Regions from separate parts of the Mus musculus genome. Here regions 1, 2 and 3 are each linked to region 4. The links are chromatin loops, found by intact Hi-C in ENCODE. Cell type or tissue: left cerebral cortex. All regions are shown on one strand.

Evidence for each region. Peaks named below come from ENCODE experiments on the same cell type or tissue, not always from the same donor. Only the 100,000 strongest peaks of a DNase experiment are listed, where the experiment ranks them.
Region 1: a loop joins it to region 4, with 3 times the contacts of the local background. A loop is called at or near these places in 5 of 42 quality-filtered maps.
Region 2: it touches region 4 in a loop (2.8-fold over the local background); 6 of 42 quality-filtered maps call a loop at or near these places.
Region 3: it touches region 4 in a loop (4-fold over the local background); 6 of 42 quality-filtered maps call a loop at or near these places.

What each region holds. Positions count from the first base shown.
Region 1 is chr3:52,568,230-52,570,729 of GRCm38, reverse strand. No RefSeq gene overlaps it. Among named protein-coding and RNA genes, the nearest start is that of Gm40047, 11 kb to the left of the region's middle. In left cerebral cortex, no CTCF peak of the experiment used is centred here; a DNase peak (open chromatin) is centred at 1,539.
Region 2 is chr3:52,599,875-52,602,374 of GRCm38, reverse strand. No RefSeq gene overlaps it. Among named protein-coding and RNA genes, the nearest start is that of Gm40047, 21 kb to the right of the region's middle. In left cerebral cortex, no CTCF peak of the experiment used is centred here; a DNase peak (open chromatin) is centred at 1,055; H3K27ac peaks cover 806 bases.
Region 3 is chr3:52,610,821-52,613,320 of GRCm38, reverse strand. It overlaps the pseudogene Gm10293. Among named protein-coding and RNA genes, the nearest start is that of Gm40047, 32 kb to the right of the region's middle. In left cerebral cortex, a CTCF peak has its summit at 1,196; DNase peaks (open chromatin) are centred at 1,256 and 1,773; H3K27ac peaks cover 288 bases.
Region 4 is chr3:52,261,623-52,264,122 of GRCm38, reverse strand. No RefSeq gene overlaps it. Among named protein-coding and RNA genes, the nearest start is that of Foxo1, 5.5 kb to the left of the region's middle. In left cerebral cortex, a CTCF peak has its summit at 1,539 (motif pointing left); DNase peaks (open chromatin) are centred at 1,084 and 1,530.

The DNA of each region.
Region 1 (2,500 bases), 310 kb before region 4:
AATTGGGGGAAGATTTGTGTAGTCGAGTGACAATGGGACCCTCTGAAGGATAAAGGTGAAAGGTTGTCGCCTTGACAGTAAAGAAAGGTGTGGGAGGTATACGGAAGCAATGGCTGGCAGGAAGGGGGGACAGCTGAGGACCAGTGATGCTCTCAAGACCACTGCTGTGAATGGGTGAGCTGTGTAGTGCTGAGCACACAGCAGGAATTGTGTTTGCTTCCTATGACATGGGATGAATCTGATGCTCCTAAGCCCTATTAACTCCCATTTTGGAGTTGGGGGGGGGGGGGACACACACTAGGTTGAAAATTCTGGAAAGGAAAGAGATCCTCAAAAAAAAATTAAATTAAAATTTTTTTTAAAAGTGTCCTTGAAAGGATCAAAGAGTTGGACCTAGAATTTTTAGGCTTGAGGGTTACAAACCAGTATTTTAGGAAGGGGGACAAAGAACGCAGTGGAGATTGTTAGAACACATCGCCCTTTGAAAGACTATGTGAGTGAGAGTGGGATGGGTTTGTTTGGGTCCTCATGCAATGCCTTCCTCCCCTTTCTGAAACTGAGTTGTAGTCAAAATATGTTTAAAATAATAGCTGTTGACAAAGAAGTTGCATTCAAGTTCTCTATGACAACCACACAGCAATGAACCTAGCCCCCTGCGCAGAGCTTCTGCAGTTCAGGTTAAACTCATCCATCCTGTCTGTCTGTCTGTCTGTCTGTCTGTCTATCTATCGATTGATCAATCCATCTATCGATCAATCTCCTTATCTCTGTCCATATCCCCCTTCCTTTAATAAGCATTTACTAAGTAACTATCTGTAGCCTACCATTTACGTCCTTAGGTTAGGTAGCTAGTCACAGTGTAGTGTTTCTTAGTAGTTAGGATTACCTCTGAGCATCTGAAACCCCTGTAACACAGGCTTGGACCCGTTCTACTCTTTTGTACAACCTAATGCCAACCTAACCCTGCTTTCTCTCTCCTTTTTCAAAACCATTCTTCTTCTTCTTCTTCTTCTTCTTCTTCTTCTTCTTCTTCTTCTTCTTCTTCTTCTTCTTCTTCTTCTTCTTCTCCTCCTCCTCCTCCTCCTCCTCCTCCTCCTCCTCCTCCTCCTCCTCCTCTTCTTCCTCCTCCTCCTCCTTCCTCTTCCCCCTTCATCTCCCCCCCTCCTCCTGCCCCTCCTCTTCCTCCTCCTTCTCCTCCTCCTCTTCTTCTGAGACGTGGATAGGTAATTATGGCCTCTCTATAACTACAACATTTATCCTCTGACACATTCACTTGGCTCATGTGAATCTGGCCAAACCTGGCCCCAGACTTAGCACCCACCCAACAGTCCCCCACCTACTCAGATGGCTGCTAGATATGAGCACTGGATAGAGCCCTCTTTCCTGAGAGAGCAAAGGCTCTGTCCTCTCCCACCCAAAAACATTATGACTCTGCAAGGCACCAAGCAGAATTTACTTATGACATGCCATATACATTCTTTGGGGATACCTTTAGACCTTACTTGGCAAAGGCCCTGGAGATGGACAAGGTAGCTTCACACGCATGCTGCTATGCTAACTCGGGCTTCTGTGTTTTGCTCTCTATTGAGGTCAGAGTCTTGTTTTTCCCCTTCCATTTCACAGACAGCCCCTCCAATTGTGGTTTTCACTTCAGGCATTCATATCACAGTCTCAAATGTGGCTTTTTGTACTGAACTCATTAAAACAAAAGAAAGCTTTCTGTTACAAGGCTGGGAAGGAAAAAAAAATCTGCAAAAGGCCCAGTGCTTTGGCACCATGGGAAATGAAAAGCGAATAGCTTGGAAAGAGCTACTTTAAAGTGCTGCTTCGCAGAGATCACACCAAGGCTTATGAGGTTAATAAATTGACCTGAATTGAATAGTTCATGGCACTGTAACCGTCTAAGGAGGGCCCTAGAGAACACCCTAGGGAGCAAAAGCTGCAAGCCCCAGTGTCTCTTTCATCCAAGGAAGCTCTGTTGTGATCTATTTTACATGCCAGCTTTTTAACCTGAGAGTTGGTTTGAAAGGGGAGCTTCACTATTTCAATAACAGGAAAGCAACAAAACTGTCCTATGCCAAGTTTTTTTTTTTGTGATGTTAAATTGAACCTAAATTTGCATCTAAGAAAAAAATACTATAGGCAAATGCTAAAGACTAGTTAGTTGATATGTATGATTTGGGGCCAATCAGGGGAAATTTGACTTGACTTTTTGGTTGTGAGTCTAGTCTTCAACAGCTGAGCCATCTCTCCAGCCCAGAAATTTTATTAATATTTGCAGGTTACATAGAAATATATCCCCTAAAATTAGATATGTGAATGGATACACAAGAGGATAGATCGACAGACAGATCCGTGATTTAAAAGAAAAAAAAAAAAAAACAATAACCAAAAAAACCCAAGGCAACAAAACACCAAGGTCAGCTCTGCAGGTCTGTTCACAGGTATCTTCGTGGAGTTTTTCAACTTTGAGGGTGTCTGAAAGTTTTCCTAAAATAAA
Region 2 (2,500 bases), 340 kb before region 4:
TAACCCTAGCTCAATCCTTCCTATTGTCCCAAACTTGGCTCATCATATGCATGATGCTATCAAAGTGCAGATGATGACTCGAATGGTCAGGGGTGGACTTGGAACTCGTTGGATTTGTTTGTTTGTTTGTTTGTTTGTTTTGTTTTAGTCCCAAATGAAGCAGGTGTTGCTGTTGGTCTCGTGACTGCTCTGGGAGGGACTGAGCCATGTCATCCAGTCCTACAAATAGATGAGTAGATTTCAGGACTGTTTCCCTTTGGTCATTTTACTATAAAGATTAGGGGCCGGCAGGGTAAGGAGATTGGATGGGGTTGGCCTCTGTTCTTAGTCTGATCCTGAGACTTGATTGATATGCAGTCTTGAGCAAAGTACTTCCCTGCTTCCCTTAAATGTAGAACTGGAGAAGAAGCTAACACATGCGCTACATCGTGGTTAGGCCCATCAGATGAATGAGACATGTGGAATGTACTGTGACCTATAAAGCCCTACAAAACATACAAGTTTATTATTACGTTAGACTTTGAAAGATACCAACATTAGCCTTCAAATACTGGTCATTTACATGTGAACACATTTTCATAGTCCTTGATTTCTCCTAAGAAAAATACGCATATATAGGCACACACAAAACAGCTGGTTTTTATCTACTAAGATGTTTTGGGTCTCTCTGTGTATGCATGCATTCACATGTGTAGTGTGTGTGCATTCTTGCCCCATTGCCTGGGGTATAAGGACTTTAACCAAGAGCATTCAAGAATGCAGAGCAAATGTTCGGGAGCAACAGCCAAATTGGTAGCTTTTCTCCTTCCCAACTCCCCACCCGCGCCCAGGAACATGCTCCTAGCCAAAATACGATGGCACAGTGCCCTGGCCAGCTTTACCTCAATGCTCTGTGTGCCTTGGCTAGGCTAAGTACTGAGGCAATGGGTTATGATAGGCCTAGCCAGAGATCGAGTACCATGCCTTCTAGGACCCTAACCTTTGCGGAGGTTTGAGCCTGCAATTCACATAGCCAGGGCCACCAACAACGCTAGCCCTACCATCTGTGAGTATTCATTCCACAACGAAACGAAACCTCTGGCCGAGTCTTGCGCCGCATTTTGGGCACCGCTGCCGAGGTTGCGCAAACACATTTGGCACGGGCCTCGGGGACCAGGCAGTTCTCTGGGTTGAATTGGAGAAACAAAATGTACTTGTCCTACTTCCGAGATGGTGTCTGAGGACTTGGCTCCCTTGGCCCAGGAACTGCCTCCCTGCTGATGTCATTCTGCCACGGAACGGCAAACAGCTCTTCCCCGGGTTCAGCAGTTCAGGAGCAGAAGTAAGAGAAGGTAGGGATCAAAAGGGAACACAAGCAGGCTTGACTCCATCCGGACAGCTTGACCACACACGCACGTTCTTACAGCTGAATCATCTGACAAGAAACGCGTCCTGGCTTTGCATGTAGCAGAAAGGCCAGCTCCAAAACCCTGGGGCAAATTTGACTGGCCACCGAGTTATCTCCCTGCAATGGGGCTTCATGGAGCTCCAGCCGCTGTTCGCTGCTCCATTCGCCCACAGGAGTATCCGATCCCGGAGGCCCAGCAGGACACTTGACACTCAGACTGACTGTTGAAATAATTTCCATGTTGCACTTGTACCCAGCATTCAAATCCCTGCGTAATATCTCAGGCAGCCAGTGATTGCACTTTCTCAGCCAAACTGAGGCGGATCCTGCTGGCCTTTAGAACGTTTCCTAACTCCAGGTTACCTCTGAGCACACAAAGTACCACAGACGGGTCAGGCTCCTGGAAAAGCCATTCTGTAGACACAGCTTTTTTTTTTTCTTCCTTTCCTTGGTTTTAAAAAGCTCGTCTTTTCCATATTTACATTTTTCCACCTGTGAAATCCAGAGTTTTGTAGATGCTCTGTTGAGGTGTGGCCTTAGAGCTGCTATCTCAGGCCACAGAATCCCACTTGAGTTCCATGACAAGAGCAAAGCCACCATGCAAACAGCGTGGGTAGTCACTAGGCGCACGTGTCTATGCCATGTGGGTGCTTACATGAGGAGGTCTTAGGAGACAGAAGAAGCTTTCCTTAAGGACTTGGCCAGCTACCTGGGGACATGTCCTTGGCTGTCCACCAGAATAACTTGGAGGCTCTGAAAAAAAAGCTCCAATATCTGGGCCCTTTACCAATCTGTATGAACTAGACTCCTCTTTGGGAGGAGGCCCCTCCAATGCTGGCTGGAACACAGAATCTATTAGTTACATCTACCTCTCCCCGGTCCACCCCCAACCCCCCAAGGAAAACTAGTTCAGCCCGAGCACTCACGACCCGTGGTTAAGGTCACTCAGATAACTGGAGACCACCCATTTATACTTGTTGCTGCCCAGAGACACTGTTTTATTTAACTCCAGGAAAAATGGAAGCATCTGATGTTGAAGTTGTCCTGTCGGGAAGCCATTTTACAAGTGGTTAAGAGGAAAGGTGCAGGAAGAAGGGACCCTGGGTCTGCTGG
Region 3 (2,500 bases), 350 kb before region 4:
GATGACCTTGGCCAGGGGGGCTAAGCAGTTGGTGGTGCAGGATGCATTGCTGACAATCTTGAGTGAGTTGTCATATTTCTCGTGGTTCACACCCATCACAAACATGGGGGCATCGGCAGAAGGGGCGGAGATGATGACCCTTTTGGCTCCACCCTTCAAGTGGGCCCCGGCCTTCTCCATGGTGGTGAAGACACCAGTAGACTCCACGACATACTCAGCACCAGCCTCACCCCATTTGATGTTAGTGGGGTCTCGCTCCTGGAAGATGGTGATGGGCTTCCCGTTGATGACAAGCTTCCCATTCTCGGCCTTGACTGTGCCGTTGAATTTGCCGTGAGTAGAGTCATACTGGAACATGTAGACCATGTAGTTGAGGTCAATGAAGGGGTCGTTGATGGCAACAATCTCCACTTTGCCACTGCAGATGGCAGCCCTGGTGACCAGGCGCCCAATACGGCCAAATCCGTTCACACCGACCTTCACCATTTTGTCTACGGGACGAGGCTGACACTGCACAAGAAGATGCAGCTGTCTCTGGAACAGGGAGGAGCAGAGAGCCTTAACACTTGAACTTTAAAAAAAAAAAAAAAAAAAAAAAAACAGCCGGGCACTCAGGAGGCAGAGGCAGAGGCAGGCAGATTTCTGAGTTCAAGGCCAGCCTGGTCTACCGAGTGAGTTCCGGGACAGCCAGGGCTGTACAGAGAAACCCTCGAAAACCTTGGTCTTGAAAAACCAAGAAAGAAAGAAAAAAAACCATAAAATAAAATATACCTGAGAAAGAGATTGAAGTGAGTTACCTCACCCTTGACTCTCAGAATATGTAACTATGTCTATATTTTAAAAGGATTAGGGTTGAACTGCACTCAAACATGTGAAGTAGAAAAAAGAGGTACAAACCTCAATGGAGATCTCAAAGGAATCTGATAATAAAGTTCCAAGTGGCAGATTGGGGAAATTACAACAAAAGGGAAGTAGTCAGGCAATGAATGAGTCCTTCCCAGAGTTGACTGGTGGCAGTTACCTTGTGACTCACGAATGCCATAAACAACAACATTCACAGAGACAGAGATGCTTCACGGTGAGTCTGCAGAACAACCAAAGACAAAGAAGAGGTACAGAAACCAAGAGGTACAGGTGGCCTCAACAGGACACCAGCCTAGAAGCCTAGAGCAGACTCATCAACAGCAACAACTAGAGCCGAACACTAGAGCACAGCAGAGCTTTCTTTGAAATGAGAGGGTGAGAATAACACATTTTTTAAATAGGAAAAGCCCAAGAGCGGTAGTTATAGAGCCGACAGACACTCTTACAAAAGAGCGGCTGCGGGCAAAAGATAGAAAATGATTCCCAAGTATAAAGAGGAGCAAAGAACATAGCAAGCATGCATGTAAATGTCTTAAGGTAAAAATAACCATCGGGTTATTTGCGAATTTTGAAGAAAAGGCATAGAAGTAAAATACTAAACAAAGGCAGCCCGTATGAGCTCATACATCAGAAATGAGCAACATAGCAAACCAGGTCAGATTGGGCTCAGTGGCCTCCCCTGTATAAATGATCATTACGACCTGTTTTCAGTACCACTTTGGAACCTAGTTAGTTGCTTTTACCGATTTTTGTTTTTTAGTATTTTGCTCAAAGCTTCAGTGCTTGTATTTTCTATGAAGCCAGTTTCCTAATTATGACATCTCATTATAAACCCAGGGCATTTAAGAACTGAGACAGAGTGGGACACACCCAAACACTCCCGGATTTTTGCTTTTTTCCATTTCCATCTCCCTTTAATTCCTAAGAGAGCTGAGATGGGTGCGATGACTCCAATCTAAGTGGCTGTGTATTTTGCCTAAAATGCTCTGAAATCATCCTAAGTTATTATGTAAATACCCAAATCTGCTCATTATGTCGTTACAGGGAGGGGAGGCTCGAGAGTCCCCTGCTGATGCTGTTTCTTAGGATGAGATCATTAGAAAAGGATTAGTGGTGTAATGTCTGAGGGGCTTAAACAATAATTTCAGTTTTTCAGACAGGCCCAAGGTAATTTAAAATAAGTTCGAGGCCTTTTCTGATGATAGCCCTTGATTCACTCATAAACGCCTTTCATGAAATGTTAATTTGGAGCTCAAAACACAGCTCAGCAATGAACATTTGCCCCTCTTCCAGGGTGGCTGAGTTTGGTTCCTAGCACCCATAAGAGACAGCTCACAACCACCAGCTCTAGTCAACCCAGCTCTAGTGCTCCTTCTGGCCTCCTTGATTACTGGCAAGTATGTGTTTTCCCCAAGAATTCTGATTTAGTTAACTGTCACTGCTAAGATTGGTACTTGGGCAAAATTTACGGACATCTACGTTGTGCTAGACTTTGGGAACACATCAAGGAACAATGTATATACCACCAGAATCTCTCCATTTAGGTCACTAATCTATACATTACAAACATCACCACTATAAAAGAACCATGGGCAAGTTGAAAGATGTAAGAGACAGAATAGCTAATCCTAACTGA
Region 4 (2,500 bases):
GGGCCATCTGCTTACATTTTCTAGTAACTAGCCATACTGCTTGCCGTTTGTTGAATTAAATCAATGAATGGATGAATACATAAATAGAGGTAATGGCTGTGTGGTTAAGAGTGCATGTGTTTTTCTATAATGTGCAGACTACCTGTGTCAGAGACGACGTGAAAACAGGAGACAAGAGATTATCAAATTTCAGGGCCCAGAGGAATGGCTCGGAGGTTAAGAGAACTGAGTGATCTGGCATAAGGCCTCGAGGTAGCCCACGACTAGTCTAGTTTCAGGGGATCGGACGTCCCCTTCTGGCCCCTGCAGGTATACTACACATGAACTGCCACAGGCAAACACCCATATACATTTAAATGTTTTTAGAGAGAGGAAGAGATTATTACATATCAGATTTGACTGACTCAGAAGACCCATCCTTATGTAAAGGCCCATGTGCCAGAAAATAAGACAGACAGACACACACACATCTTTCAGGATATCATGTTTCTGTTTTGCAGTAAATACTACCTATAAAAAACATGGCAATGTTCTATTTCCTAAGGTTTAACATGCTCTATTTTTGGTTTTTGAGGCAGGGTTGTGTAACCCAGGCTGGTCTCTAACTGGTCGAGTAGCTGAGGATGGCCTTGAACTCTTGTTCTTCTACCTCCATCTCCTGAGGATGCAGGGGATACAGGATTCACTCTGCACTTAGGTTTAACATTTAAAAATGAAATTTCTAATTAGCAGATGACTGAAAGAGTGTGCCTGGAAAGAAAAAAAAAGGATGCCATATGTACTTTAAATAATCTTATGTTTCAACAACAAACTCAAAATAGGATATTTTAGTTATGTTGCATGTTTGAGCTCTACAAGATTCTAACTTGGAAAAACTTTGCAATACAAAACGAAGCTCCACTAGAGGTTGACTTCCTTAGGGTTTCTATTGCTGGCATGAAGACACCAAGACCAAAAAGCAAGCTGGGGGAGGAGTGGGTTTCTGTGGCTTACACTTCTACATCACTGTTCATCATCAAAAGGAGTCAGGACAGAAACTCACACAGGGCAGGAACCTGGAGGCAGGAACCTGGAGGCAGGAGCTGAGGCTGGGGCCGTGGAGGGGCGCTGATGATTGGCCTGCGTCCTCTGGCTTGCTCAGCCTGCTTTCTCTTAGAGCCCAGGACCACCGCCAAGGGTTGGAACCAGCCACAATGGGCTGGGCCCTGCCGCCTAGATCGCTAATTGAGAAAATGCCCTACAGCTGGATCTCCCGGAGGCTCCTTCCCCTCTGATGACTATAACTTGTGTCAAACTGACATAAAACCAACCAGTACAGATGTCTTCTTTCTGTTTTTCGGATTTGTGCATCACCGGAAACAAGAACATCTATCATATGACGTGGCTGAGGATGTCACTCAAAGGGAGGATGGGATGGCATTACAAATTTATGTTCCTTTTACTGAACAAACACTATACCCCTGCAACAACAACAGCAAAAGCACATGATAATTGGCGCCTGGCAACTCCAGTTCCAGGGGATCCGCTGCCACCTTCTGGTCATTGAGAGCACTGCATGCATATGGTTCTCACATGCATGCAAGCAAAAATAAATTTTTTTTTTTAAAAGAAAACTAGTTCAGTTTAGGTTAATAAAAGATGCCTAGACACAATGTAACCAGCAACGATCATGATTATTTTGGGTTTGTATACAGAAATGAAGTAGAGCCTATCCAGTCATTAGTGCTTGGCTGTTGAGACAGCTTCAGTAGTCAGCTCTTCCAGGCTGGCTGGCTTCATGTCCTTCCTGGCCTTTCCTTTTTCTTTCTCTTTCTCTCTTTCTCTCTTTCTCTCTTTCTCTCTTTCTCTCTTTCTCTCTTTCTTTCTTTCTTTCTTTCTTACTTTCTTTCTTTCTCCCTTTCTTTCTTTCTTTCTTTCTTTCTTTCTTTCTTTTCTTCCTTCCTTCCTTTCTCCTCCTCCTCCTCCTCCTCCTCCTCCTCCTCCTCCTCCTCCTTCTTTTTTAAATCCTGAATCACATTAAGTTCCATAACCATCAGAGAGTGATCATTACTGCATTTTTTTTTTTAATAGAAAAGACATCCTTTCTCCTGAGTTCTAGAGGTTAGAACCCAGGAAAGTTTATCCTATAGGGCCTTGCTCCATCTAATCTAGCCCGGCCAACATGCTGCTGGAGTCAAAGCCAGGGCCACTGTCTTGAGGCACCCGACAAGATTTAAAAGAAAACAAAACAATTCTTGTGGTTCCTCTCTGTTTCAAACATGGCCACAAAGGAAACCAGATTGGGTCCCCCTCTACTGTCCAGTAAGCATAAATATCAGACATATTTTTAAAGTATGCTAAAACAATGCAATACCGTGCCTTGGCAATGGAGTGGGATTAGAAATGTATGTTCATAGATTTCATTAAGCCACCTTCAGTGAAGATGTGCCTGTCTTCTATCAGTCTCCTGTGAGAGCAGAAACAGCTATAGAATAAGCCAGTTTTATGTATGGTTGTGCTC